3 separate regions of the Homo sapiens genome follow, and all the other regions are linked to region 3. A link is an interaction called in ENCODE POLR2A ChIA-PET data of the cell type or tissue named here. Cell type or tissue: CD4-positive, alpha-beta T cell. All regions are shown on one strand.

Region 1 (8,000 bases), 130 kb after region 3:
CAGAGACTGCAGTATAATTTGAACGTTATTCCTAAAAGCACAGCCCAGAGTTTGTTTCTGCAGCGTTCGCAATGATTCTGGAAGGTGTTTACTAGCCTGTGATAAGAATCTCTTCTTACGTAAACTAGCCAGAGTGAAGTCTGTTCTTTGCCAGTAAACTTTTACCCTAATTGGTGTGATTATTCTCAAGAAAATGGGCAATCTGGATTGTCAATCTTATCAGATTACGTGTGAAAGCAACAAGGATATTTTGCCTTCAGAATATGGGTTACCTGTTTTTAACTGTGCCAGAAAGCTTAATTTAAAATAATATGATGAGCTCAGGGTTGAGATTTTCTTTTAAAGAAACAGGCAGAGGACCACAGCACTTCCCTGCGTGTGCTCATGTCTTGTAGGCATGGGGCTGATGCAGCTGGCAATCAGGCATGGTCTGTCCTCATGGGCTGCTGAATTACAGCACAGGTTCTGCCTTTCCAGCCTTCCCATTCTCGTGTGTGTGTGTGTGTGTGTGTGAAAATAGGACAATTCTGGGAAAGAGAGGATTGGAAAGAGGATGTTTGGGCAGATTCAAACCCCAGAGAGGCTTTGTCAGCCACAGAAGCAAGCCCTCCTCCCCTAAGGCTTAATGCAAACATCTCACCTGGGTGATTTCTAACAGGGATCACGCTTCTCACACAGGACCATTCTCTCATGGCCTCCAGACTCTTGATTTCTCTATCCCTCGTAACTCCAGAGCCATATCCCAGCAAGGCTCAGGGGGTAAATACGGTCTTACCTGGGAGGAGAATGCTTACAGACTCAATGAATTACAAGATGTTGCCAATGAATACCAGCAGAAACCAGAGAAGCATAGGTGAGAATGAATTTTTAAGGTCATAAACCAGGAAGAAAGGAACGCAATTTTAGGTGAGGCTGAATTTCTCAAATTAGGGGCACTTACCAGAGATTCTGGATTCAATGTACCAGCTCAAATAAGAGAGAGTGATTCTAAACGTTTTCTGGGAAGGTTGGCTGAAGCTTGCCCTCAGGAAGTAGCTGACCAGACTCAAGGACTCTGAGACTCCAGAGTGCCTCACGTTAAGGCAGAAGAGGGGACTAAAAGACTTCAGGAGCTGGGAGGACTTGAGTGGATCCTTCACACGGAAATTGCTCACTCACCTATATTAGGTCCGGATTGCTGCTGTAACAAAGTCACAAATGTAGTGGCTTAAGACAACACACATTTACTATGTGTCAGTTCTGGAGGTCAGAAGTCCTAAAATCAAGGTGTGGTCTGGGCTGTGTTCCTCCTGGGTACCCTGGGTTGCGGGAGTGGGGGAGCATCTATATCTATTTCTTGCCTTTTCCTGCTTTCTTTGACTCGTGTTGCCTTCCCCACCTTCAAAGCCAGCAGCATAGCATCTTCAAGTCCCTTTCTGTCTCTCTCTCTCCCATCTCTGCTCATCCCACTACATCTTCTTCTCTAACTCCAAAGCCCACTTCCTTCTTGTACATTGGGTCCACCCCAGTCATCCAGGATAATCACCCTATCTTTGCCCCAGTCATCCAGGATAATCACCCTATCTCCAGCGCCTTAACTTGATCACACCTGCAAAGACCCTTTTGCCATAAAAAATACATATCCACGGGTTCCGGGATTACAATAACATCTTTGGGGGACAATTATTTTTTTTCTATGACACCCTCTAATGATGTCCCCTAAGAGAGGCCAGATGGTTACTCCTTCATTAAGAGGTGGAGAAATCGGCCAACAAGGGGAAGGGGAGGGTCTTTACAGAGTGCTGAGGGGTGGGCCTCTGCACTGACGGGCAGAGGTGGGAATACTGTAGCTCAGAAGGGTCCTGAAGTCCCAGGGTGGCAGAGCTAGAGACAGAACCAAAGCGAGCATGGCGACCAGGAGTTTTGTTTTTGTTTTTGTTTCTTGAGATGGAGTCTCGCTCTGTCGCCCAGGCTGGAGTGGAGTGGCGCAATCTTGGCTCGCTGCAAGCTCCGCCTCCCAGGTTCACGCCATTCTCCTGTCTCAGCCTCCCAAGCAGCTGGGACTACAGGCGCCCGCCACCACACCTGGCAATTTTTTGTATTTTTAGTGGAGACGGGGTTTCACCATGTTAGCCAGGATGGTCTCGATCTCATGATCTCGTGATCCACCCGCCTCAGCCTCCCAAAGTGCTGGGATTACAGGCGTGAGCCACCGCGCCCGGCTGGTGACCAGAAGTTTCTGAGGAACCAAAAAGTTTCTTGGGCAACAGCCTATTTGCAGAGATGAGCATAAGGTACATAGATATGACCTAGATCTCAGAAATACGCTCAAGAGACAAAACTACCCTTGGCTGTTGGGAGAGAGAGAGGCAAAGTTCTGTTAGACTTGTTTCCCAGCCTATATTCCATGAGTGCTCAGAAGAAAAGGGATTGAAAATAAACAACAATGATCAAAATCAGCAACCAAAATAAGGCAAGAATGACTTTGAGAGGTTTCCTTCTTTGCTTTGGCTTTTTTACTTTTGGGAAATGGAACAAAGTCTAGGATTTTTGGGAAAAGTATTAAAGAAGCATTGGTGCTCCAGACTTGGAGGCTGGCTATGGTGGTCAAAGGCAGCACAGCACCAGTGCCGTGGCCTCTGTGTCCTTGTGGTGACATGGTTGGGTGTAGGGGCATGATCAGTGGCAGTTACAGGAGAAGACAAAATACCCTCCAAAGACTTATAGGAATAGGTATGGGGGATGCATATTTTTAGGAGGACAGAGATTATGCAAAAAAGGGAAAATATTATCTTCAGAAAAATGCTGATACTATTAACTAACATTTATCACTTTTTATGTGCCAGCCTTGTGCTCAGCACTTTACATGCATTTTATTTATTTATTTACTCTTTTTTGAGACGGAGTCTCGCTCTGCCACCCAGGCTGGGGTGCTGTGGCGAAATCTCTCTCGGCTCACTGCAAGCTCCACCTCCTGGGTTTCATGCCGTTCTCCTGCCTCAGCCTCCCGAGTAGCTGGGACTACAGGCGCCCGCCACCACGCCCGGCTAATTTTTTGTATTTTTAGTAGAGACAGGGTTTCACCGTGTTAGCCGGGATGGGCTCTATCTCCTGACCTGGTGTTCCGCCCACCTTAGTCTCCCAAAGTGCTGGGATTACAGGCGTGAGCCACCGTGCCCACCCTACATGCATTTTATAACTTCATCATTTTCTCAACTTGTGGGGAGGAGGTAAGGGAGGCTTAGGAAAGTTAGGTAATCTGCGTGGTTATCTTTAGGTGGGAAGTGGGGGTGCAGAGACCACCACAGGGTCCTTCCGTACAAAGTTTGGCAACTTCACGGCAGGCCACCCTAGAAATGTGCCGCATGGGTACTCTGTGACTTGTAAGGCTTCTGAAAACCAACTTATACTCCACGTGGAAACTGAGGCTTGCTAAGGTGAAATAACTTACCAGAGGTCACATGGGTTCTTATTTCAGAACTGGGACAAGAATCTAGGTTTCTGACTTCCAGCCCAGCGTTGTTTTGGTGACAATATACTGTCTGATTGTAGAATCACTCAAGAGGGGAGCAAAGCTCAGGAAATGAGATCAGCCCAGTCTCCATGTGATGAAGCAGATCACAGATCCTCCCCGGATACACGTTTACCCCAAGATGAGAGCAGGCTAAGAGCTGAGAGTGGTATGCCCCTTCATGCCCTCCCACCAGCCTCACATACCACACAGAGCACATTTCTGACTAGCTTCTGTCACATTTGACACCCACCCTGGGGACCTGAGAGTCACCCAAGGGAATGAATGAAGCAGAGCTACAAATATTCAAATGGGTAAATTTCACAATGTAATATTGAGAAGACACTCGTAAGTTAAGGTGAGTGTGTACAACATGATAAAACATACATAAAGTTTAAGAAATGTTAAACAAGGCTCTACATTTTTGAGGATATATGCATATATAGCTTAAGTATAAAAAATGTGGAGTAATGCTAATCTTCAAATTCAGGGAGTGGCTTCTTGGGTGGAAGTTGGGGGTGGCGAGTGGAAGCACAGAAGGGTGAGGGGTATAGGATGACACCACCTTGAACTCATGATGAAGAGCTTGGCTCTTTCCCGGCAGTTTTATTCAATGCTCCAAAGGCCATTTTCGGTGTTGGGAGCAGTAGGGGTAGGGAGAGGGGTGGAAAATCTTGGCCTTGGCCCAGCTATGTCTAGATAAACTGGAAATTTGCCCTGACAGCTCTTTTCCTCTATTGTGCAAGGCAGGGCCAAGTGATGTCATTGGGACATGCAGATGTCTCTGTCCTCTTCTTTGACTAGTGCCAAGAAAAATGATCTTTGCAATGAACTGATGCTCCTTCCCCCAACTCAGATTCAGCTGTCTTATCATTTCTAAACCTGTGGCCACAGGCTAGATCCCTGGAAACTCAAGAAATGCTTTCCTTGAGGGAAATCATGCCCTGCTGCTTTCTGCTTTAAAACAGAGTGCTGGCTTATCTCCAGGATAGTGGAAAAGCTGTTGGCATCTCAGTTATGTTACAAGGGGCACACACAAAAAGCAAATTAATTGCTTCCTTCCTACCTTCTTTTATTCATTTATGTATTCATTCATTTAAGGAAAGAATATTGATTGAACATCTACTCAAGAACTGCAAAACAGAGATTACCTGACCTAAAGGTAAGTATTGGCAACAGAGGAGACAAACTTGGGAGCAGGCAGCTATAGCACAACACGGTGCAGCCATACCTAGGAGAGGGAGACGGGAGTCCCAGGAAGGATCACCTAACACAGCCTGGAGAAGAGCTGAGAGGGGAAAGCCTTAGAAAAAGGGCCACATGAGATAAGTCTTTAACAGTAAGTGGGAGTTAACCAGATGGAAAATGGGCAGCAGCAATTTTGGACAGAGCAGCAGGTGGAAAGTCAAGGGGCCATGAGAAAGCAGGATGCTTGTGGGAACTGCTGGAGACGGATGGTGGTGAGTGGATGGGATTCTAATCAGGACCATGTTTGTCCTCAATTTCTCCAGGGTGGCATGCACACAACAGCAAAAATGCCTATGTATTCCACGCTGGGCACTGTACTAGGAGTTTCACACATATGATCACATTTCATCTTCATTTTACAACCAAGGAAGTGGTCTAGGCTAGACTTGACCCTGAGTTGCCATCTCCTTGTATTTGCCCTTGACACTGTTACTACATGGAATTATAAGATCCACTCTGCTTACCACACATCTGTTGTGATGGTCAAATGATGCAAAGTATGTGAAAGCACTCACAGAACTACAAAATGCTTCATGTATAAAGTCTTGTTTCAACAATACAGGTCTTTTAGTGGAAAACTAGAATTAATAATGCTGTACTGATAATTTCCACTGTATTTCTAGTTGGTGTGAGGTCAGGGATCTGAGGTAGCAGAGAAAGGAGGGAGGCAATTTACACTCGGGGAATATATTTTTAAATGTCCCCTTGCACAAAAGTCATTTAGTTATGTGCAAGATCATCTTTAGCAGATTTATTAATTTGTGATCTTTATTTTGGGAAATTCAAATTATAGTGAATTCCCACCCATGCTTATTATGTAGCAGAAATCGTGCATGTCATCAAGGGCAGGGGAGGGAATCTCAGGGACTGGGAAGGGTGATTGGACATAGTACCTTCTAAACTCATATTAATAAAATAAAGTTATCAAATGAAGCCCAGGGTTGGGAAGGACTTATATGTGGAAATTCTTTTAGCATAATATGGCTCAGAACTTAGACTATGAGTAAGACTAGCTACACCATTTGCAGAGTCTAGTCCAAAATAAACATGCAGGATCTCTTAATCAGAAATCGATGAATTTCATGATGGCAACAGCAGAACCTCATGTCAAGTGTGTTGCCCTTCTGGGCACAGGGCTCTTTGTGACTACATGGGTTGCATGCCCATGATGCTGGCCCCTACTATAAGTTAGGAATCTTCCATGTTATCTGGTGAAAGGTATTGGCTGAGACTTATCCTTGCAGTGAAAAATGACTTGTTTGAGGACACTTGGGAACAGCTAGTGAAAAACATGAACACAGAAAAGAGGAAATTCTAAGTCAATTTGAAAGACACTGTTTCCTTATTCCTCTCTTCCACTTTCAAGTCCCAAACATCCCCTTTCTTCTACTGAATACACATGTTACCTGCCTGTTGTTGATCTATTCAAATGACACATGACTTTTATTGGAATTTCTTCCTGTTGGTAAAACTAGACCACTGCTACTGCAACAGAAGCTCATCCTTTTTGCTGAGTTTTCAGGGGAAATCAAACAGCTGTGTATCCTGTGCTTGGCCTTCAAAGTATTCATAATCTGAACTACTTTTACCTATTTTCCAGTTCTTCCAAATACCCATTTTCTGTTTTTATTTTCCAGATGACTATGATCCTGTTTCTTGAAATGTTTCTTTTTTTAACTAAAAAAGTTTTTAAATGCATCTCAGGTCTGGGTGCACCATGGTTACAATTAGGCCAAGAAAAATATTCTCTCCACTAGGTTTTTTAAATGTTCACCTCCACTTCTTGACTTAACACTTGCCCAAAACAAAACGGATCTCTTTTGCAGATGAATATGGTACCCCTGACAACACAGTGGGTTGGTTCAGTAGCATCCATTCAACATATATTTATTCAGCATTACGAAATATCAGGTGCTATGATGGATGTTATATATAAAGTGATAAACAAGGTAAATATTGGGCTCATATTCTATTGATGGAGACAGACATAAAAAATTGTCACATGAATAAACATACAATGAATATATAAATACAATGATGGAAAAGAAAAATTGTTATACGCAAGAGTCAGTTGCTTCTTTAATTGCATGGTTAAGGATGCCCGCTCTGTGGAAGAGATAGTTTAACTGAGACTTGAAGATGAGAAGGAGCCAGTCAGGCAAAGAACTGGTATGGATATGGGGTAGAGAGTGGTCCAGGTGAAATGTGATAATCCTAAGGCCAGAAATCATTTTGGGGATTTGGGGATCTGAAAGAATGTTAAAATGGTCAACATACTGTGAGTTAGGGATTGAGGCTAGAGAGGCAGGTAGGGTCCAGAGCATTCAGGCAGAAACAACAGGAAGTGTGGGTGCTGAGTAATCAAAAGGATGGACTGAGCTGGTTACTAAGTTACTGCTTCTCAGCTTCAAAGCTGTCCTTCCACACCCATTTCTTCTGGATGCTGAGATGGAGACTCTATATCACAAAATTTCTGCATTATCAGCTGCCAACCTGCTAAGCTCTGCTGAAGGAAGACACTAAGGGACACTGAAAGGCTAGAGGCATCATAGGAAGAGACCTGCTCTTTCCTTTTTGCTTCCAGTTCCTGTTGGCAAGGTTCTAGCAAAGATGATACTAATACACCTTGGCAGTGACAGTAGATTTCAGTTTGCACGTTTCCTAATATTGCTAGGTTCAGCTTCACTCCCATTCCAAACCCATCCTGAGACAGGAGCAACGGCTGGCTGGAGAGTCCTCCTTAGAGGTCTAAGTCCTGCTTTATGGAATATTTCCTCCAGGTGTCTCATAATCCCAAGCTCTTAATAACTCCAACCTTATCTCTGTGTTCCCCCAGACCTAAGGCAGATAGTTTTTCACCGCATTTAATAGTTTTGTGATATCTTAATGTTTTCTTTTTGTCTTTTTGCATTCTCTAACATCTGGTTGAAATTATTTATATTAAATTCATTTTGTTAAAATAACTAGTGAGATTTCTGTCTTTTGACTAGATCCCAATTGATACAGATGATGTTAGGAAATGGAGACAAGTGATTTTCAAGTTTCTAGCTAAGTTGGGTGGATGAAATGCCATTTTCATGGGAAGACTTGAATAAGAATATTTTGCTATCTTAGATAAGCAAAAGTTTAGTTTTGGACATGTAAGGTATGAAATGCCTTAAATGAGACATTTAAATGGAGATGCAGCAGAAGCAGTCAGATAGACAAATTTAGAGCTCAGGGATATGGCTGCAACAAGTAGGTGAAACTACACAGGAGATGG
Region 2 (8,000 bases), 69 kb after region 3:
GAGCTCAGGCAATCTGCCCATCTCAGCCTCCCAAAGTACTGGGATTACAGGCGTGATGAATTTATTTTTAATAATTGAAAATGACATGACTAAGTATTAAGTGATGGTTCTCTTGCACAAGGGTAGAAACCTTGGTGACTGTAATCCCTAGAGCCCTACTTTCCTTTCTGTTGGCCCTAACATTCTGCCTCACTATATTTTCACGACTCATCAGTGAATCGGAGAATGTTTCTGAGAACTTGGAGGATGCTGACTTTTCTAAATTCACCTATGTTGACCCTTTAGAGCAGGGGTCCTCCAGCCCCCAGGCCATGGACCAGTGGTGGTCCGTGGCCTGTTAGGAACTGGGGTGCACAGCAGGCGGTGAGTGACCGTTCCTGCCTGAGCCCCGCCTCCTGTCAGATCAGCCACAGCATTAGAGTTTCACAGGAGCAGAAACCCTATCATGAACTGCGCAAGTGAGAGATCTAGGTTGCACACTCCTTATGAGAATCTAATGCCTGAGGACCTGTCACTGTCTCCCATTACCCCCAGATGGGACCATCTAGTTGCAGGAAAACAAGCTCAGGGCTCCCACTCATTCTACATGATGGTGAGTTGTAATTATTTCATTATATGTTACAATGTAATAATAATAGAAATAGAGTGGACAATTAATGTAATGTGCTTGAATCATCCTGAAACCATTCCCCACCCCAGTCTGTGGAAAAATAGGCTTCTACAAAACTGGTCCCTGGTGCCAAAAAGGTTAGGGACCGCTGCTTTAGAGAACTCATCAGCGCAGCACTCTGCATCACAAATTGCATAAAATGTCTTTCTTGAGTATACTGTGAACACTCAGTTGTGCATTTAGCAGTGCCCCTGCTTCTTTTCAAAATATAGTTCTAATTGGCTGAAAGTTCTTTCCTGCACTGAAATTTACCTCCTTGGATATAATTTCTTCCATTGGTCCTGATTCTGCCCTCTGGTTACTCTGAATAAGTGGAATTCATGTAATGCCTCTGCCACAGGAAATCCCTTCAACTAATTAAGGGTGGCCAGCACCCTCTTCTGCCTGTTCTTCTTGACAGTAAATGATAACTAAATTCCTTTAGTTATCTTTCTTTGTCAGAGTTTCTAGACCTATGGTCTTGATCATCTTTGCCCAGACACACAAAGTTTGTCAGTTTGCTTTTTGTACTAGTTCTTGCTGCCAGGATACTCAGTCTATGTTTAATAACCTTTTTATTGTGGTAAAATATATACAATATAAAATGTATCATGCTAGCCATTTTTAATTGTATAGTTCAGTGACATTCATACATTCACATTGTTGTGCAACCATCACCACCATCCATCTCCAGAACTATTTTATCTTCCCAAACTCAAACTCTGTCCCCATTCAACACTAACGCCCCATTCCTCCCACTCACCAGCCCCTGATAACTGCTCGTCTACTTTCTATGCCTATAAATTTGACTACTCTAGGAACCTCGTATAAGTGGAGTCTTAGCGTATTTGTCCTTTGTTTCTGGATCATCTCACTTAGCATCATGTTTTTAAGGTTCATCTGTGTCGTAGCAGGTGTCAGAAAGTTTCATGCCTTTTTAAGGATGAGTGATATTCCATTGTATGAATATGCCCCATTTTGTTTGTTTGTTCCTCTGCTGATGAACATTTGGGCTGTTTCTAGTTTTTGGCCATGGTGAATAATGCTGCCACGGAGTTTAGTGTACAAGTATCTCAGTCCTCATTTTCAACTATTTTGAGAATACCCAGGAATGGAATTGCTAGATCATGTGGTAACTCTGTTTAACTTTTTGAGGAATCACTGCACTGTTTTCCTCAGAGTCTGTACCACTTCACATGTCCACCAGCAATTCAAGAAGGTCCCACATCTTCACAGCCTCACCAACACCACCTTCCCTTTTTTTGGTAATAGCCATCCTAATGGGTGTGAAGCAGAGCTTATTGATTTGTGTTGTATTTCCCTACTAAGGAAGGGTGTTGAGCATCTTTTCATGAGTGTCAATATCATTACAATGCATATCCAGAATAATCAGTATTTCCAGATACTATTTGATAAGCAGAAGGTAAAAGTTCTAGATGCACTGAAGGTCCATAAATGCAGACCATGAATGAACTGACTTTTGCAGACGTTACATTCTACTGCCAACTCAGATAGAAATGTCAACTAACTAAAACCCCGGAGTCCTGTTCATCATAATGTTCTCATGATTTCCCCACCTGGCCCTGGACCAGTTAAGCTGTTGACTCTGCGTAAAGGCTTTTGCCAAAGTCAGATCTGAATTTGGCGTTGGCCTAGTTTTTCAGTCTACATGATCATTTTGATTCTGCATTCTACTGACCCTTTGAGTTTTGTGTGGTCTGCTATAAATCTGGCCTAACTTCTAAATCTTAAGGACATTTATTTCTAGAAATGCTGATGACTAGGGCAGAATCCAGTACCGAATTCTATGACCTGCCCCTAAAGACCCCCTTTTCCTGGATCTGAAGGAATTGTTGCCCCCTAGGTGCCCACTAGGTACTTTTCACGTTTCTAATAGGAGTGTTATGAGCCATTTTGTTAGATATCTCATTGAAATCATGTTCTCTCACTGGTCTAATAATTCATTAGTCTGGGGACTCTACAAAAATGGAAACTAGGTGAATCTGGCATGAATTTAGTAAGTCCATGTTGAGACCTACTGATTACTTTTTATCTTTTTTTTAACAACTAAACAGGAATCCTCCTGCTATAATTCAAGCCCATTTCTCTTTGAGTGAACATTTAAAATTGCTAGATAGCATTCTCTTTGCATTGATTCTTACTGATGCTGCATATTAAAGCCACCTCCAAGCCTCCTCGTTTCCATATGAAGTAATATCTACTCTTTACTCTTTCTCTAATAAATATTCATATGCACATTTCAAATGATTTTTTTTCTTCTCTGTGGATAGCATCTGATTTTTATGTGACATGATTAAAACGCTGAGCCCAAAGCAATTCTGCGCTATTTAAGTTTAAGGTCAAGGAAAGCAACCACACCTTCTCAACACGTTCCTCAACTCTGTCAGAGGCAGAAGCCTGGGATGCACACATGGACCCCGGCTCTAACTGTGGCCAGTCCTTGTGTTTTCACTAAGAGCAACGAAGCCAATACAAAGCTCAATGAAGGACAGAGTAAACATGGGGAAACTGCTTACCCTCTGTGGGTTTCAGCTTCTTTGCCTATAAAATGAGGGCCTAGAGATTACTCTCTCTAGTCTATTTTCAGCCCAACAACCTGGAGTGGTGCTGACTTGCCAGGCTCAGTGGCTGTCTCACCACTATCCTCAGGTGAATGCATTTGCAGATAGAAGCCTGCTCTCTTGGAGAAATATCCTTGCATTCTGATGTCATGGGAAGAACACATAAGTCCTCTCTTCAGTAATAACCTGCATACAGTAAATACTCATTGAGCATGGATTTTAGACAAGAGCTGGTGGGAGAACATGAACTTCATCCTTGAAATACTCGTATTTTGGCAGAAGCAATAAAACATGAATGCAACAGCATTGATAGAAACTGTAGAGACTTTAACACCCTATAACACAGCATCTGCAGCTTCAGAGTGAACAGTTCTCCCTCGGGGACAACAGCAGAATTGTGTGTAGTTCAACAGCTGGATCACTAGGTACCCGTCACCATCCATGTCTCCGTGTTAGATTCTAGCACCCAGGGGTATGTCCTGGGCCATCAGAAGATCAGCTTAATATTAAATTTGACGTTACGAGGTCTCTTGCCTGCTTTGTGCTTCTAACTCATTACCTAAAAAGAACGAAGGTGATAAAAGCTACCTACATCCTAGCTTTCTTAGGTGTTGTTAGGAATATGCCTGGGAAATAGAGTTGCAAAGTCAAGGTCACATTCTTTTCATTGTTTCTGTTATTATATTCAATTAAAAAGTAATATAAAAGGGTTTCTTTTTCTGCTTGCATTCAGAAGGGCTCAAAGCAAGAGGGAATCCCCACTGCCATCACGTCCTTTCCCTGCGTTGAGTCCTTCCTCAGGGCTCTAAGAAAGTCACAGGCTGGGAAGTCACTATTTTGGTGGAGCCCTGAGGGTGGGCCCTGCCCTCCCTGGAGAGCTCAGCCCTTTCAAGCCTGGCAGGGAGGCAAGGGCTCCTCACCACTGTCCTTTGAAGTCGTGTTCGTTAGCCCAGCAGTTCCTGTATTTCTGTGCGCTCAGTAATTGGTGAGCACACATCCTGCCATGTTTACTTTTAAAAAGAAAGGAAGAAAAAGTCACACAGGTGGAGTTCGCGGAGCTGAAAACAAAATACTCAGCCCTGGCGGAGCAGCACAGGCTTCCCTTAGCTTTCAGCTGAGCGCAGTCTGGTCTCTTTCAGTCTCCAGACAGAGGAAAACAAAAACAAAAACAAAAGCAAAAACACAACACCATGGGGAAAGGTGGCGTTGGGGAAAAAAGGAGGGAGGAAGAAGTCAGAAATGTGTCTGTCATGACTAAATTAACCACATTCATTTTCAGAAGAAGAGTTCAGGCATCATTCTAAAGCCAGCAGCAGCTTCTGTCACCCTTATCAATTAGAGAGACGCTAACCACTACTTTGTGGTTACCTAAGGAAAGCAAACACACACCTCCAGATGCTGAAACACTGTCCTCGATGATCAAACACACAACCCAACTCACACAGCAGGTTGCTGACAAGGCCCACGGTTCTGTTTTCCAGAGAAACACGCTGAGCAGGGCTGAACTGCAAGTGCTGGAAGGAACCCCAGCCTGGGGACAAGGACTGGAGGAAACTGGGGGGTCGGCTGTACTCCTTCCACAAATGTCCTGCCACTCCCATGCACCGCGCATCCTTCCTGGCTGGGATGACAGGGCCTTGTTTGGCTGATGCTCTGAGCAGACAGTTGTCAGGACCGAAAGAGCAGAAGGTGCCAGCCCTTCCTGTTGTGAAAAGGAAAGACATGACCTCCAACCCCACGACACTGAGAGAGCTGTCTCTTTCTCAGATGGTTTGCATATTTCTTCCAAGCAGGCTACCATGGCCATTTTCCCCTCAGCGAGGTCAAGTTCATTACATCATGTATCTTACTATGGTACCTTTACCATCTTTTGAAGAGCTCTCAGGAAAGATGTTTGGGAAAAACGATGTTGGAAGAATCAAAGGGTTATGTAGAATATTCATGGGAATTTTACCAATGGGGAAAATCAACCTGAAGGAAGTTAAACTGTTTGTGAGTCACAGTTTTGAGCTTAATTCCCACTACCTGACATCCATCCTGGAAAGGATGGTTTGTGGATGGCTTTATGTTTCCACCAAAATCAACATCGCTCAAGGTTTTTCATCGGGGAGATTTGTCTGTTTAATGACCTGGTCACACTGTCAACTGAAGAACCAATTTGCCCATTCTAATAATGCGATGACCACAGAATATATTGTTAACGGCAAGGAGAGACACTGTAATTAACTCCACAGTGATTAACTCTAATTGACTTAGGCCAAGGACATTGATAAATGGAGATAACTGGAAACTGGGTCTTCACTTATTGGTTCTATTCATTCACCTGCCCTTAGAATCTGAATTTGTGTGATGACTGTTTAACCTCCTCTCTCGCCTAAGCAGTTGGAGATCCTACCCCACACTCTTTTTTTTTTTTTTTGAGGAGTCTCTTTCTATCGCATAGGCTGGAGTGCAGTGGCATGATCCAGGCTCACTGCAACCTCCACCTCCTGGGTTTAAGAGATTCTCCTGCCTCAGCCTCCCAAGTAACTGGGACAACAGGCACGTACCACCGCACCTGGCTAAATTTTTATATTTTTAGTAGAGACAGTGTTTCACCATATTGGCCAGGCTGCTCTCGAACTCCTGACCTCATGATCCGCCTGCCTCGGCCTCCCAAAGTGCTGGGATTACAGGCGTGAGCCACTGCGCCCAGACCCACATTGTCTTAAGTCAACTCTTTCTTTTCCTGAGTGACAAAGTCTGCTATTATTTCCTTTCTGTTTTTTTTTTTTTTAATCTATAGGGGAAAAATAGCGGGAAAATGTGAATGTAACATTTTTATTTTTACGATACTGGGACTCTGGGAGTTAATCTCTAACTTGCTAAATAAGAAGATTATCCAATTCAGTTAAAAATAATATTAATTACTGAGCACTCACAAATGTGTGACTTCAGGAACCACGGACATGAGAAAGGCATTTTTCTTGCACCTGGTCTTCATGTAACTTATCATTTAGAAAGGGAAGAGAAGGAGGCTAAATTAATTTTTATCATGGCTCAAAGCACTGCACTGGGCGCTGTCTGTTGCTTTACCTGATTTTATTAAATCCTCACAACAACCTTTGAAAAATGGCCTACTGATCCGATTTTACAGAAGAGGCAATGGAGGCTTTCAAAGGTTAAACTGGAATATTCTTGAGGCTGAAAAAGGAAGGACGTGGTGACACCTGCTACAACATGGAGGAAACTTGGGGACATTATGCTCGGTGAAAGAAGCCAGACACCAAGGGACAAATGTTAAACAGTTCCACTGAAATGAGTCCCTAGAGGAGTCACATTCACAGACACTGAGGGTAGAATTGTGGCTCCCGGGAACTTGGAAGGGGGGAAATGGGGAATTCATGCTTGATGGGGACAGAGTCTCAGTTTGGGATGATGAAAAGGTTCTGGAGATGCGTGGTGGCGATGGTTGCATAATACTGTGAATGTTCTCATGTCCCTGAACCGTACACTTCAAATTGGTTCAGGCCAGGCACGGTGGCTCATGCCTGCAATCCCAGCACTTTGGGAGGCTGAGGCAGGCAGATCACAAGGTGAGGAGTTCGAGACCAGCCTGGCAAACATGGTGAAACTACTAAAAATACAAAAATTAGCCAGGTGTGGTGGTGTGTGCCTGTAATCCCAGCTATTCGGGAGGCTGAGGCGGGGAGAATCGCTTGAACCCAGGAGGTGGAGGTTGCAGTGAGCTGAGATTGTGCCACTGCACTCCAGCCTGGGGGACATAGCAAAACTCCATCTCAGGAAAACGAGAAAAAAAAAAGGTTCACATGGTAAATTTTGTGTTACGCGTATTCTAGCACAACAACAAAAGAAAGAGTTCAAGTGAATTGTCCGAGGACCTACAGCTAGTAAGTGGGATGGTGGGGAACTGAGCTCAGAGATATCTAACTGCAAATGTTAGGTGTTACTCATGATGGTGTACAGGCCCTGATGTTTATTATTTTTGTTACCTGCCTCCTGTTTTTGTGTATCAATTAATAGTAAGCGTCTTAAAACAAAAAGGGCAGTAAAATGGGGTGCCAGTGGGATTAGGGTAGGGGAGTCAGGACTGCCTCACTCCACACACCATCCAGGTTTACAGTAGAAGTGCCCCTTGGGGTAGAGCAAGATGAGGTTGCAGAGGAAAGGAAATTTCAGCGTGGTGCAAGGAATATACACAAAGCTTAGCCATGTGGAAGCTACATTAGTTCAAAGAAGGTGTTATACTTAGGTATTTTACTCTCTTTGAAGCAATTGTGAATGGGAGTTCACTCATGATTTGGCTCTCTGTCTGGTATTGGTGTATAAGAATGCTTGTGATTTTTGTACATTGATTTCGTATCCTGAGACTTTGCTGAAGTTGCTTACCAGCTTAAGGAGATTTTGGGCTGAGACGATGGAGTTTTCTAGATATACAGTCATGTCGTCTGCAAACAGGGACAATTTGACTTCCTCTTTTCCTAATTGAATACCCTTTATTTCCTTCTCCTGCCTAATTGCCCTGGCCAGAACTTCCAACACTATGTTGAATAGGAGTGGTGAGAGAGGGCATCCCTGTCTTGTGCCAGTTTTCAAAGGGAATGCTTCCAGTTTTTGCCCATTCTGTATGATATTGGCTGTGGGTCTGTCATAGATAGCTCTTATTATTTTGAGATACGTCCCATCAATACCTAATTTATTGAGAGTTTTTAGCATGAAGCGTTGTTGAATTTTGTCAAAGGCCTTTTCTGAATCTATTGAGATAATCA
Region 3 (8,000 bases):
ACAGTTTCCCCTGAAGAGTCCCATGCGTGTCACCTCCTCAGGATGGGAACTGTAATCACCTCAAATACAACGTAATGTTGGGTCTAATAAGGAAACTCCACTCTGCTCCACTTTAGGAAGAAATCGTTGCTAGGAACAACACATATTAAACTGCTCTATGCTATTTATCAGATATTTCTCTAAGACTGGTGGTGGAGAAGAGGTTCCTGAAGTGACAGAAGTTTTAAGGGGGAGAGACAAGGAGATGGAGAAGAACGATTTTGCCATCAAGGATCAAGGCAGAGGCCAAGCGCGGTGGCTCATGCCTATAATCCCAGCATTTTGGGAGCCTGAGGTGGGTGGATCACTAGAGGTCAGGAGTTCAAGACCAGCCTGGCCAATATGGTGAAATCCCATCTCTACCAAAAATACAAAAATTAGCCAGGCATGGTGGCACACACCTGTAACCCCAGCTACTTGGGAGGCTGAGGCAGGAGAATCACTTGAACCCAGGAGGTGGAGGTTGTATTGAGCCGCCTGGGCAACAGAGTGAGACTGTCGCAAAAAAAAAAAAAAATCAAGGCAGAGACCTGATAGCTACAGTGGGTACAAGATCATGTGAACTCTGGGATGAAGGGGAAAATAATGAAACAGGAGGTCAGAGAGGGGTGGGAAGAGGGTTTGTCAAAGATAGACTTCTCCTCTGCAGTTCTATTCGGGACCAGCCTTCCTGGCACCTGAGTTAGCCAGTATGATCTACAGTCAGACCATTTATCTTTCTTTTTCTCTTCCGCTCCCCCCTGTGCCCAGCCCCTGAACATTATCTAGCACTCTACGGGCAAATGAAACAAAAGAAAAGAGCGAAACATGCATCTTGGTATCAAGGAATGTATTATTTACATAGACAAGGTATTATTTAAACAGAACATATGAAAGAAGTCACAGAAGACACCCAGCAGTACAGGAGCAAAATCATCTTTCTGGGTCACGTAAGCTGAGAAGCCTGAGCGTCTGAATGACAAGTAGGATTTAGTGTATCTGAGCGTGATTTATAGAGTAGGTAGTTTGTCAGCAAGGTTTCAAAGGAGGGAGAGTAGGCTGGGCATGGTGGCTCATGCCTGTGATCCCAGCACTTTGGGAGGCCGAGGTGGGTGGATCACTTGAGGTCAGGAGTTTGAGACCAGCCTGGCCAACATGGTGAAACCCCATCTCTACTAAAATACCAAGAAAAAAAAATTAGCTGGGCGCAGTGGCGCACGCTTGTAATTCCAGCTACTTGGGAGGCTGAGGTAGGAGGATCACTTGAACCCAGGAGATGGAGGTTGCAGTGAGCCGAGATCGTTCCACTGTACTCCAATCTGGGCGACAGAGTGAGACTCCTTCTCAAAACAAACAAACAAACACAACAATGACAACAACAACAACAAAAAACAAAAGAGGGATAGTAGATTCACAGAAGGCATGCACTTTCCTGAGGCACTCTCTTGAAGGAGATGTCAAATGCTCATGTCTTCTGGGAAGCTGGTGACAATACTTTTGGGACTTTGTGAGAATGGCTGACAAAGGAATGGGCAGATAATATGGGCCATGAGCCTGGAAGAATATTACAGAGTCACATCAAGATGAGAACAGATCTGTGAGCTTAAAAAGTGGGCGTGTAGGGGCCGGGCGCGGTGGCTCACGCCCGTAATCCTAGCACTCTGGGAGGCCGAGGTGGGTGTATCACAAGGTCAGGAGATTGAGACTATCCTGGCTAACACGGTGAAACCCCATCTCTACTAAATATACAAAAAATTAGCCAGGCATGGTGGTGGGCGCCTGTAGTCCCAGCTACTTGGGAAGCTGAGGCAGGAGAATGGCGTGAACCCGGGAGGCAGAGCTTGCAGTGAGCCGAGATCGCACCACTGCACTCCAGGCTGGGCGACAGAGCGAGACTCCATCTCAGAAAAAAACAAACAAAAAAAAAGCAGGCATGTAGGAAAGATGCGGCATTTCAGATGCACTGAGTGAGTGTCTTGTTCTTTTAGTCCAAGAATTCCTGAATATGTATTCACTCATTGCCCGTTATTTCCTGTGTATTTGGACGAGAAAACTGTAAGGAAACATTGTGAGTGCAACATTAATTTCCCATAAATTACTGTGTGAAAATAAATAACATTTAAAAGGTGTTAGAATTCCTAAAATGCGTTTTACGCCTTGAGAGAGATGCGACTGTGATCTGAGTCACATATGGTTACAACTTCTGTTTCTCAGATTATAGATTAACTTGCTTCCTTTTTTCTCTTGTTCTGTACAATGACTAGAGAGAATTAAACAATTGTCAGGGACAAACACTTCCTGACTTCTTTTATTCTTTTTTTCTTTTTGAGACGGAGTTTCACTGTTTCGCCCATGCTGGAGTGCAGTGGTGTGGTCTCAGCTCACTGCAACCTCCGCCCCATGGGTTCAAGTGATTATCCTGCCTCAGCCTCCTGAGTAGCTGGGATTATAGGTGCCCACCACCCCGCCTGGCTAATTTTTGTATTTTTAGTGGAGACAGAGTTTCGCCATGTTGGCCAGGCTGGTCTCAAACTCCTGACCCCAAGGTGATCCACCCGCTTCAGCCTCCAAAGTGCTGGGATTACAGGTGTGAGCCACCGTGCCTGGCCGCCTCCTGCCTTTTTAATTAATGAATCTTGTTAAAGATTACCTTTTCCTTTTTTTGTCCTATTTTCCTTAGACCAGATGACAGAAAACCCATGACTATAGCACACTCTGTAAAAGATGTTAAATGTCCCTTTCCCAAAAAGAAACACTGCCTGTAACCAAGTTCCTGGAACTATGCACCAGCCTTGTATGAAAAAATGTAATCCTGCTAAAAATGCCTCTGTCTCTCCCTATGGAAACCCTAAAGTTCCCTCCTTTACAACTCTGACTTCATTCTTTTGGGGTGTTTCCAGGTGGGCCATCCTCAAACTTTGAGTTTGAATAAATGCTCTTTAAATTAGATTCTGGCCTTTTTGATTATTTCAGGTTGACAGCTGTAAATCGACTCATTTTTGTAAATTTGCTATAAAATCTAACATTTGCCAAATCACAGTTTGGTTACATAGCAGGGGAACCTGCAGAATGTCTGAGTGATCCCCAGTTTCTGAAATAACAACGTGTAAGCGTTCTCAGGATCAGAACGCCGCCAGAGGACGTTAAAGAAAAGAGGCTTATCTGTCACTACAGATGGGGGCAGCATGAAAAGTTAATTCTTGTCTTAGTGCAGGGACACGTCTTTGGAAGGATGTGGTTTCCGTGGGTTTTCTTTTCTTTGCTACAATTGTGGTAATTTCCAGGGCTCCTAGCTCAACTGAAAGGTTCATGGATTGCAGCATTTTTGAGAGCTTCAGATGAAGCAGTTTCTGAATAAAATGCTTGAAATTAAAAACTTTCTTAGATGGATTTTGCCTTAAAACTATGGAAATACCAGGATGACATACTTTTTAAAAAGTATCAAGTTCAAGGAGTTTTTCTTTTTAATTTTAAATGATAATAATATCTTGTAGTTAGTATGGTACTTTCTCCAAAAAAGATCCAAACTTCTCTGCAAGTGCTATTATTGTTATTATTATTATTTTTCACGTTATCCTTAGGAAGCAAAAAAGGAGAACCAGTGTCACAAAGAAATGTTAGGTGACTTGTTCAAAGTAACTCACACACTCATGCCCTGAAGCCATAACCGGAAGTAGAGCTTTGTGTGTTCTATGAATAGAAAGTGAAACTCAGTTTTCTTTTTCATAAAAGAAAAATTTCAAAGTGATATTGACCAAGAATGTTCAACTGGTGCATATTGGGAGTGTGGGAGTCAAGGGCAGTGATGTGAATCCAGGAACACTAGCGTTCTGCCTCTTGGCATCACCCTGGGAGGCCTCTCTTCAGAGGCCTGCAAAACCACGGCGGCCTGCCCTCAAATCCAACCTGAGGGAACGACCCAGAGACAGAGCTGTTCCTATAGGATCTAGAGCTACTTAGGTGTGAAATAGTAACACTACTTAAATGTCAGAATACAGATCGGCCTTTCAGAATTCAAAGGAGACACAGAGGAAGGTAGACTTTAGTTCACTTTTAATTTTTAAGGGAAAATTATTTCCTTGAAATTAAAAAGAAATAGCATCCTTACTGTGTTAGATGCATCTTTCCTTTCCAAACAAATTTTAGAAATAAATCCTCTTATTTTTCCACAGTTTTATCAGAGATAGAACACAGAAACTTTGGATACTTGAGTTATTAATCTTTCTTTTACTGCAGCATAACTAAAAAGAGGGAAACTGTTTCAGTGTTTATTTTTCCCTGTGTTTCAAAGTTTTATGGTTAATTATTTTTTTCTAATTGTTTTAAATCTACTTGTAAGTGGATAGTTAAAAGATTTATGACAACTCTTCTTGTAGACAAATTTTATTGTGGATTTTCCTATTTTTTTACTTTTTAAAATGTAAGTAATGGAAACTGTTAAAAATCTAAGTTGGAAATCTAGTAGTGCAAAAGTTGGCTGGCATCCGCACTGAAGGGGGTACTGAGAAGGGATCGTGCAATTTCAAGCCCTGCAGACTTTGTAAGACAGAAAATGTAAATATTAACAACAAAGAAATGTTAGAAAAAAAGTAAAAGAAAGAAGAGCTAGCCCTTCTTTCCTCTTGCCAAGACAGCAGCCTCTCAGAATGCTGATCTACGTTAGACCCTGAGCCAGTAATTTATGCCAGAGCCTGGATGATGTACAAAGTCATTTTGATCTAGCACACAGAAAATTCATTGTGAAGATTCTTTTGATTTGAGCCTCATTCAGATTCAGGTTCAGATTTCATGAATTATCCTGTACATCTATGTCCCCAGACGGTGCCGTCCCATTAGGGCCCCTGGTTTTACAGCTCCCAGCCCCTCTGCCTGTAACTCTTACTCTCTGTCCTGGGCAGGGGTAAAGTGGGTGCCTCAGAGCCCTGTTGATAAACGGCAGAGCTGGGCTTGAACTTCGGAATCCAAGTCCACAGGAATTTTCACATTTTGTAGCTTCCTAAATGGCTTTATCATATTTTCACCCTTCCATAGGTGATATATCCCTCATCTAGGAACTTTAAAAACTTTAACAATTTAATCCAAATGACCCTAATTAATAACAAGTGAATACCTGTCCTCAGAATCTCCTGAATAATCTGGTATTCAACAGGTGCGCTCTTTGGAGGCAGAGAGCAGATGAATAACTTCCTTTAAAAAATAACAATGCCCTGGAGAAGTACATAGTTAATTTATCTTATCTGATGTCTACACTAGCATACACAGGTAACTGTCCTCCCAAGAAAGGTCATTCCCAACATGTTCCCAGAACAAAGCATTATCCATATCACGTATCAATCGTTGCCTTTTGCATTCACTTGTGGTATTTAATCAGTTACTTTGACAAGCAAGGTTTGAATAATTAAGACATCTCAAAAACAACAACTCGGGGTGTTGGAAAAGGTGATTCAAGCTTCTTCCTTTGTTTCTTTCCTCTTTCTAAAAGGACTCAGTTCCTTGAGATCTGAGTCTTGAGCCAGTCAGATTTACATTTCATGTAAACATTCTCTGCTGAAGTTTTTTTTTCTCTCCCAGCACCAATGCTGTGGATGCACTTGTGGCTCAGGTCTTGGTAAAGCATCCCAGCTGCACGGAACTCATTTATGCCTAGTGTTCCATTATTGGAACGCTAAGCATGTGGGAGTTATTTATATCCTACTGCTCAAGGTCATCACCAAGGTCTGATTTCAAAATTCAAAAAGTTGCAACCTCAGGCATAAATGGGTTAAGGAGATCTCTCATAAGAGGGACAGAAACAAATGCTGCCTGAAGCTGTGATGGACAGGCAAGAGAAAGGAGCATACCTATCTTCTACAAAGTGGGATTCCCAATAGCCTTCCCCGTAAGACATGAAAACTGTCATACATGCAAATCAAAAAAAAAAAAAAAAATGGGGAAAAGGCACCAAGAGAAGCACAACTGCCTAAGTGCCCAGAAGCCCAGTCTAAAATGTGTTTATAGTAACATACACAGAAAGATATAATAAAAATAAAATCAGTTATAATCCTACCTCCCAATTAACAACTGTTAGTTTTTCATTATTTTTCATGCTTATACATGCAAATGTTCTTGCTTAAAAGGAAATACTATATATTCTCACTTATGATTTCATAAACAACATTCTGTATTGATGTTTAAGCATTTACATCATCATTTAAAATGGTTATATAGTATTATTTTCTCTGACCATATAATAATTTATTCAATAAATCTGTCATTGGGTATTTGTGTTGTTTCCAATTTTTCGCTACTATGAAAGCTTTACAGTAAAAATCTTTATTTATGGCAAAAAAGAAAAAATGTGTTTAGCAGTTTGCTACAAGCCTCAAAATACTGCAAAGGGAAAAGATTACAGGGAGCCCCAGCATGTGCAGAAAATCTAGACAACAGTACGGAGAGGGTGGCAGAGTTTGTCTCCTTGCCTGCAGGTGACATACCTTCACCCTCCCAACAGCATGGAGAGGGTGGCAGAGTTTGTCCCTTTGCCTGCAGGTGACATACCTTCACCCTCCCAGGCCAATGGGTATTTATCATCTCCAGGAGGGAGTTTCTAGTACAAAATCTCTTCTAGCCTTCATCATGGGAAGTTCCAGCCTGCTCCCTGCAGCAGGAAGCGGGCCTGCATTCTCCTAAATAGTTGACCAGGACACCTCACTCTTTTCTACTTCCTCTCCTGCAGCCACACCTTTCATGCCCAAGGCCCTTTCTGCCCATTCAAATTCCTCTTTCTAGTTTCTCTCAGCTCTGGTACTTTGTGTCTGCCTTCTGATCTAATATTACTCATACTGTTAGAAATGCAGCCTTGACTCTTATTAGAGTGTGAAGTTCTCAAGGTCGGGAGCTGTATTATATACTTCTGTATCCTCCACAGTGCTTTGAGCACAGCATATGCTCAGTAAGTGCTTTGCCATGGTCTGGCTTCTCTTTATCTTAGGTAAGTGCATTTATTCATTGATTTGGTTATTGCACATATGCTGAGAATCTACTGGGAACTGCAGAGGTGGTGATGGATGCCCCAGTTGCCATCCACTTTCCTCATTCATTCCCTGGTTCCCTCATTAATTCTTCCCATGGCTCAAGTCTCCTTAGAAGTTTTCCCTCATTCACTCTCCAGTCGTCATGGCTTGAGATAGAAAATGGGAAAAGGGCTGGGTGCGTTGGCTCACGCCTGTAATCCTAGCACTTTGGGAGGCTGAGGGGGGTGGATCACCTGAGGTCAGGAGTTTGAGACCAGCCTGGCCAACATGGTGAAACCCTGTCTCTACTAAAAATACAAAAATTAGCTGAGTGTGGTGGTGCACACCTGTAATCCCAGCTACTCAGGAGGCTGAGGCAGGAGAATCACTTGAACCCGGGAGGCGGAGGTTGCAGTGAGCTGAGATCACACCATTGCACTCCAGCCTGGGCGACAGAGTGAGACTCCGTCTCAAAACAAACAAACAAAACAAACAAACAAAAAGAAAGAAAACAGAAAATGGAAAAGCCTCCGCCCCTTGTGTTCTTTGGCCCTTAGTCATATGGTCCCACTTGAGGCTGCTAATTAGTGCGGGTGGTGGACAGCCGGGATGGGGTGGCAGAGAGGAGACAAACCAGTAAGAAGAATCATAATGCATGTGCATGAAAACTAATCTTCGAGGATGTTCATTTTAGTGTTATTTAAATCAGAACAAAAAATTAGAGATGTTCTAGTTAAATCACGTTGTAGAATATCCAAAGACGTAAGAAAATGTTCAAAATAGAGTGTAACAAATGCAGAGTACAGTGCAGTAGGTATTTACAGTGGGTTGCTATTTTTGTTTTTAGAAGTCCACTGCAGAGAGAATCTATAGAAGGAGAAACTTCAAAGTATTAATGGCGAGTATATCTTAAGTGGTGGGATTATAAGTGATTTTCTTCTTTGAGTTTATAAAAATTTTCTACAATGATCCTGAATAATTTTGAGTCAG

The links. Peaks named below come from ENCODE experiments on the same cell type or tissue, not always from the same donor. Only the 100,000 strongest peaks of a DNase experiment are listed, where the experiment ranks them.
Region 1: POLR2A ChIA-PET joins it to region 3 with 15 read pairs; 5 of 35 experiments call an interaction of 5 or more read pairs at or near these places.
Region 2: POLR2A ChIA-PET joins it to region 3 with 10 read pairs; 6 of 35 experiments call an interaction of 5 or more read pairs at or near these places.

The regions. Positions count from the first base shown.
Region 1 is chr10:6,603,757-6,611,756 of GRCh38, forward strand. No RefSeq gene overlaps it. Among named protein-coding and RNA genes, the nearest start is that of LINC02648, 11 kb to the right of the region's middle. In CD4-positive, alpha-beta T cell, no CTCF peak of the experiment used is centred here; a DNase peak (open chromatin) is centred at 3,595; H3K27ac peaks cover 1,432 bases.
Region 2 is chr10:6,538,992-6,546,991 of GRCh38, forward strand. The region is part of intron 1 of PRKCQ (protein kinase C theta); the gene reads right to left. Among named protein-coding and RNA genes, the nearest start is that of PRKCQ, 37 kb to the right of the region's middle. In CD4-positive, alpha-beta T cell, no CTCF peak of the experiment used is centred here; DNase peaks (open chromatin) are centred at 4,170 and 4,610; H3K4me3 peaks cover 1,884 bases; H3K27ac peaks cover 6,186 bases.
Region 3 is chr10:6,470,386-6,478,385 of GRCh38, forward strand. All of the region lies in intron 12 of PRKCQ (protein kinase C theta), which reads right to left. Among named protein-coding and RNA genes, the nearest start is that of PRKCQ, 110 kb to the right of the region's middle. RefSeq lists an enhancer at 3,615-3,794. In CD4-positive, alpha-beta T cell, CTCF peaks have their summits at 3,164 and 3,374; DNase peaks (open chromatin) are centred at 3,226 and 3,686; H3K4me3 peaks cover 985 bases; H3K27ac peaks cover 2,759 bases.